Regions from separate parts of the Homo sapiens genome. Here region 2 is linked to region 1. A link is a contact called in ENCODE Hi-C or POLR2A ChIA-PET data. All regions are on one chromosome and are shown on one strand. Each heading gives the region's core, a stretch centred on a gene start or an enhancer-like site at or near the end of the contact. The rest is flanking DNA. Distances are from core to core; before and after follow the strand shown. Region 1 overlaps NTM (neurotrimin). Region 2 overlaps NTM (neurotrimin).

Region 1 (2,700 bases), core at 76-2,575:
CTCACAATCCTCCTCCTCCACCTGAGTCTTTCTGCAGAAGCTGTTCTCTCTTCCAGTTGCTAGCACACATATCTGTGCCTTTGGGTTGTGTCTCCTAAATCTTTCTCCCATCAGCCTTTTGCTTGCCATTCAAGCTACCAACATCTTAATGAAGTTCCTCCTGTGTCCCTATTAAATGCAATAGCTTTGTAGCTGGACTCTCGGCCTTCGTTGTTCTCCTTCCATACCCCTGAAATCATCTTCCACATCTGAGATGAGTGGTGTAAATAAAATGCAAAATAAACCATGTTGCTTCTAAATGTCAAACAGTTCTGTGGGGCCACATGGACCATAGGATGATCTCAAGCTTTTCTGGATCTTGGGATCCAGAGAGCCTTGTATCACATGACTTCTTAAATGTCTGCCACTGCCAGTCCTGCCTCTCACTGGAACTGCCAGCAACAGCAAGGGAATTTCCTGAAAGCTCCATGCAATTTTTTCATGTCTCTGCCATTGACATTGTATTGTCTTTGCATAGAATCCCCTCCCCGTGTTCCTTAGCTTGACAAGCTCCTCGTTATCCTGTGATCCCAGGAATGTCTCCACCAGGACACAACCAACACATCACCACCGTGTCACCATGACTGACAACAGGCCCTCCACTGTACTCGCCGGGCACCACATAGCACCTGCCATTGTGCATTGTGACTTCAGTATTACCTGATACATCTTTCTTAGCAGAATCCATTACTTGTGTACAAGAAGCGTTGATGGTACTGTTCATATGAGATAAAGGTGCCATAAGCTAAATGTGTTCAATTAGGTATTAGAATTGTACATGCTTGGTCATATAGTCACTCAACCAAGTCTGTTAAGGGTTTACTATGTGCCTTATATTCTAGTAGGTTCTGGGTATTGTAGTGGCAAAGTGGTTCTTGGTTAGGCGTCCAGGTCATGTATCATGTAGTACATGACGGTGGACACACACTTGCCACGCAGTCACCAGGACTGTGGACATTGTCTGAAAATAGTGGCAGAGCAGCAGATAATTCTGGATTCTCACCGGCAGGGGTCAGTGCAGCTAAGCAGACGCCGCACAGCCGGCTAACTTGGAAAGACATTAGGAGCTTGGTCTTGAATTAATACCATTCTAAACGTTTTCTATTTATATGTGAAAATTCACATTTCTTTGCCTTTTGGGACCAGGCTAGATCTATTCATTCTCCTTTAATGGCTTTGTAAACACTGTGCCTTCCATGACCTGCCCCCTCCTCCCTGTGCCCATCCACTGCCTCTTACTCCATGAAGTGATTTTATTTTGAATGTATTCGTTTCCTATAAGAAGAGAGCCTCTGAGTGAATCACACATCGGTTCAAATGACCTTCTGTTTTGAGAATGTTCCCAGGGGGGTGCAATTCTTTTAATTTATTTAATCCGATGTGCTTTTTCAGAATGGCTCTCCTCTGCAAAACAGATGGGAGGGGACTGCCTGGCACTACTTCTCTTTCTCTCCACTACCCTGGAGGCTTGGCCTCTGGGCAGAAAGCTTGCAGGAGTGTATGGGACTGGACGGTTCCCAGTGCCAGGCGGCCCTGCTTTCCTCACAGCATGGGGGCTTTTGACATCAGAGGGGCCCCGGCTCGGCCTTTCTCTTGGGTGTACCTCTGTGGCCTGCCTCCTCATTTTGTTCACACAGAAAAGAAAGGACATAGAGTAGCATATGTCCTCAGCACTTAGATCATGACCATTGCACTTAAATAATCAACACTCTTTGGGCACTGTGATAAATCAACAGTTGAAACAGGAGTGGGCACTGGAGAAGCTACAACAGATGCAGCCAACTTTACTTCCGGATGAAGTTGTTCTGAATCAACTCAGTACTGGAAATCATAAAGTGATCAGGAGTGTGGCAGTACAGATCACAGGGACCTGGGTTTCAACCCTGGCTTAGCCACTTCCTAAGAATGTGAGCTTGGACCGATGAAGATGTATAAGCCACACTTTCCTGGCATGTAATAAGGGAATGATACAGATATCCACTCCCAGGGCTGCTATGAAGAGGAAATGACATAGAGCTTACAAAGTGCTCAGAGCTGTGTCTGGCACAGAGTGAGCATCTAAAAATGGCAAGAAGAATGCATGTCATTATGACATTTACAGGCTATATGCTACAGGCAAATCATTATTTTTCTTTTAATAATTGAAGGAATTTGACTTGTTAGGTGGTCCCTACCTTGATCCCTTAGCCCCTGGGACACACCTCTGTTGTTGACGTATGTCCCTGCATTGTCACTGTTTTTTTGTTTGTTTTCTTTTGTTTTGTTTGACATGGAATTTTGCTCTTGTCACCCAGGCTGGAGTGCAATGGCATGGTCTCAGCTCACTGCAACCTCTGCCTTCCAGGTTCAAGAGATTCTCCTGCTTCAGCCTCCCAAGTAGCTGGGATGACAGGTGCCCACCACCATGCTCAGATAATTTTTTCTATTTTTAGTAGAGACAGGGTTTCACTATGCTGGTCAGGCTGGTCTCAAACTCCTAACCTCAGGTGATTTGCCCTCCTCAGCCTCCCAAAGTGCTGGGATTACAGGCATCATCGTTTTATGTAGAGGATACCAGGACATTTCCCTGTCAGCTGTGCAGGGCAGACACCGAATCTTAAACATTTCTGTGTTTCTCGCATTGGGCAGAGTTCCTGGATGCAGCAGTTGCTCCGAGAATGC
Region 2 (2,700 bases), core at 19-2,518, 310 kb after region 1:
CAGTAAATATTGTCAGAGATTAAGTCTAAAATATACGGTGTATTTTGGATTTTTTTTTTTTAGGTTTCTAGAAATGCAGATATAAATCTAGTTCGTTTTCACTCTCAGGCATGTTTTAGCAATGTGATGTGGTAGTGCAAAAACTTCTTCCCTGATTTTCTTGTCCTACTTTGTCAAACAGATTCAGCTGTGTGTTTATATTTTCAAGAATTGTAGTAATGTCCTTTCAGTTGCCTAGTTTTTAAGAAAACATCTTTGAAAATAAATACTTGCAATTTTTCCTACTCCTCCCAACATGAGTGTCCACCACGAGTCCCCTTTCGCCAAACACTTCATGTTCCTCTGAGCTGTGCTGCCCCTTCCTTTCCTCTGTACTTCTGCATCCTTAGTGTTTTCTCTTGAATCCTGTCTTCTCCTTCATGGTCTCTGGAGGGGACACTGCAGATGCTTAATTTGTGAGGGGAATCACACAAACATAGTAGACCCTAAAGAAACATCTTAGTTGGATTTTGAAGTGGGCCTAGACTCCGCGTGTTTTTTTCTCAACATCTTTCTTTCCCTTACTCAAAATATCCTGCAGCTGGGGACTTCTCTCACTGGCGCTGTTGGTTGTTTTTTGGTTTGTTTGTGCCTCATCAGCTTCCTCTACCTCATTTTGTGATCATTTTGACCTAAGACCATTGCCCAGTGGCTTCTCATTTCCAAGATCTCTACTTGGGTCCTTTTTCACAAGTCTGTGCTTGTCTCATAACTCCTAGCCTTGTTCATGACTGAAATATTTTTTTATCTCTCTGTGGACATGAAACCTACATATACAGTCCTATTCTCCTTTCCCTGTTAGCTCTGATCCCTCTGATTTGAGTTGTTCTGTCTGTTGAGCCTCTTTTATTTTGTTTCTTTATTTGATGTTCATGGTGGCGTTCTTTGTGAAATGTTTGGTGATTCTGGATTGAACCCATCTCTGTAACGCTGAATGACCATTTGTCTGCTTGTTGCCTGTCCTTGCATTCTGATGGAGGAAGTGGGCGGGAGGTGCTGCTGCTGGAATGTGTGCTGGTTTCGGTAAAAATGGGGAAGGCGTGGAATGTGCTATGGGGCAGTGCTCTGGTCCTGGCTGTGGTGAGTCCTTGATCCTCCCAATGTCACCTGCCTTGAGAACTCTGCCCTGCGAAGCGGATTAAGTCTCCTTCCTAGCCTTAAGCCATGCACTCCATGTCTTTCTGTTTGGTGTAGAGATTTAGCCTTTCTGACTTCTCCCACTGCAATGAGATGACTAATGCTGTGTTGCTTCCAACCATCTCGAGACTTTCATCCCCCTCTTGACATGGGCACTTGCCATGGTTGGTTCTCTCTGCTTGCTATCTTTCAGGGATTATTCAAGTTCCTATTCTTAGTATGTTTCTCTTCCCTTATTTTGTGTGGGTTTGGCTGGGGCAGGGAGTTCAGAAAGGAAGAGAAGATTTTATTTAGCAAGCCACCTAAAACAGGAAGTTGCCTTCTTCGCTGAGTCTGAGACATACTGACTTCCAGAACATCACGAAACCAATAGGATCACAGCCCAGGGCCTGAATCCTCTTGTTTGAACCTTGTTGTAGATGCACAACCTGTGCATTTCAAACGTAGGAAGCAGGGTGCACAGTGGGTACTTGCTCTATATTGAATGAAATTAAGCCAATGTTTCCCACAATGTGTGTGATAGATATTGTGAAAATGTGAAGTAGAGGAGGAGTGAGAGGGAATTCAGTGTGCTGGTGGTATCAAGCGTGCAAACTCTGTTTAAGAACTCCTTTCACAAAAGTTTTAAGATTATCCTTTCTAGCTTAAAAAACCAATATAGACAGAAAAGAAACCCCACTCTGGTGCTTTCTCCCTTCTTCCATTCCTGCCTTGACCATCCCTTCTTCCTCATAGCCTAGAAGCAGCCTCTGGGCCTCCACCTTCCCTTTTGGTTGTCCCCTCACCCTAGTCTAACACTTGCCTCTTTGTAGAGAGGAGCTTGTCGGACACATGGGATTCACGGGCCAGGTGGTTCAGCAGCCCAACAACCTGGATCCTCCTCACCCTCCTCTCCTCATGGCCAGCCCAGCTCAGGGCCGCCTCTGAGAGTCTGGCCTCCACAAAGGAAGATGAAATGTAGAGACGCATTTGCTGCCTCCAAGTAACAGTGCTTCAGGTGTTTACCTTTCCTCAAGTCATAGAACTAGAGAGCAGGGCGAGGCCTTAGGGACTGTCTGTTGACCGATTGACACATTCTTTGTATTTTGAAATGAAGAAACTGACCCTAAACCCGTCAAGTGACTTTCCCAGTAAGTGTGTGGTACCGGCTGAACTCAAGTTCAGATCCTAGGTTAGCAGTCCTATAAATTGAGAAACAGAACCTCACTACTCAAGCCAAGCTGATGTCTACCCCAAACCAAACATCCAAGTATGCACTGGGGTAGGTGCTTTGTGACCAGTTCCCATGGACTCCACTTGAGAGCCCTTCGAATCCTCCCCCGCCCCACACCACCCCCCATCACCCCCTGCCACGAGCTCTGCATCAGCCTCAGAGCCTGGTTTGTTTCTTCAGGGTATTTATGTCAAGGATTCCCAAATTTGTTATTCAGTTCTTTCCCCACTGATTCCCAGCTCCATTCCTCAGCCACACACCAAGCTACACAGTGCCTCATGGACTCCCCTCCTGCAATGGGTTCTCTGGAG

Evidence for each region. Hi-C counts contacts between places; a loop is a spot of excess contacts on that map. ChIA-PET counts read pairs that join two places held with the same protein, here RNA polymerase II (POLR2A). Pooled maps may share reads with other maps.
Region 2: a loop to region 1 is called in a map of chondrocyte, with 2.5 times the contacts of the local background. The contact joins two enhancer-like sites. A Hi-C loop is called at or near these places in 2 of 168 maps with a recorded cell type or tissue (IMR-90 and chondrocyte) and 3 of 50 pooled maps. POLR2A ChIA-PET finds 5 or more read pairs at or near these places in 2 of 52 experiments (AG04449 and IMR-90).

What each region holds. Positions count from the first base shown.
Region 1 is chr11:131,747,311-131,750,010 of GRCh38, forward strand. All of the region lies in intron 1 of NTM (neurotrimin), which reads left to right. Among named protein-coding and RNA genes, the nearest start is that of NTM-AS1, 85 kb to the left of the region's middle. Within about 2 kb of position 1,326, at least 2 of the 41 ENCODE cell types and tissues checked have a DNase peak (open chromatin) inside an H3K27ac peak, as active enhancers do.
Region 2 is chr11:132,057,228-132,059,927 of GRCh38, forward strand. All of the region lies in intron 2 of NTM (neurotrimin), which reads left to right. Among named protein-coding and RNA genes, the nearest start is that of NTM-AS3, 160 kb to the left of the region's middle. Within about 2 kb of position 1,269, at least 6 of the 41 ENCODE cell types and tissues checked have a DNase peak (open chromatin) inside an H3K27ac peak, as active enhancers do.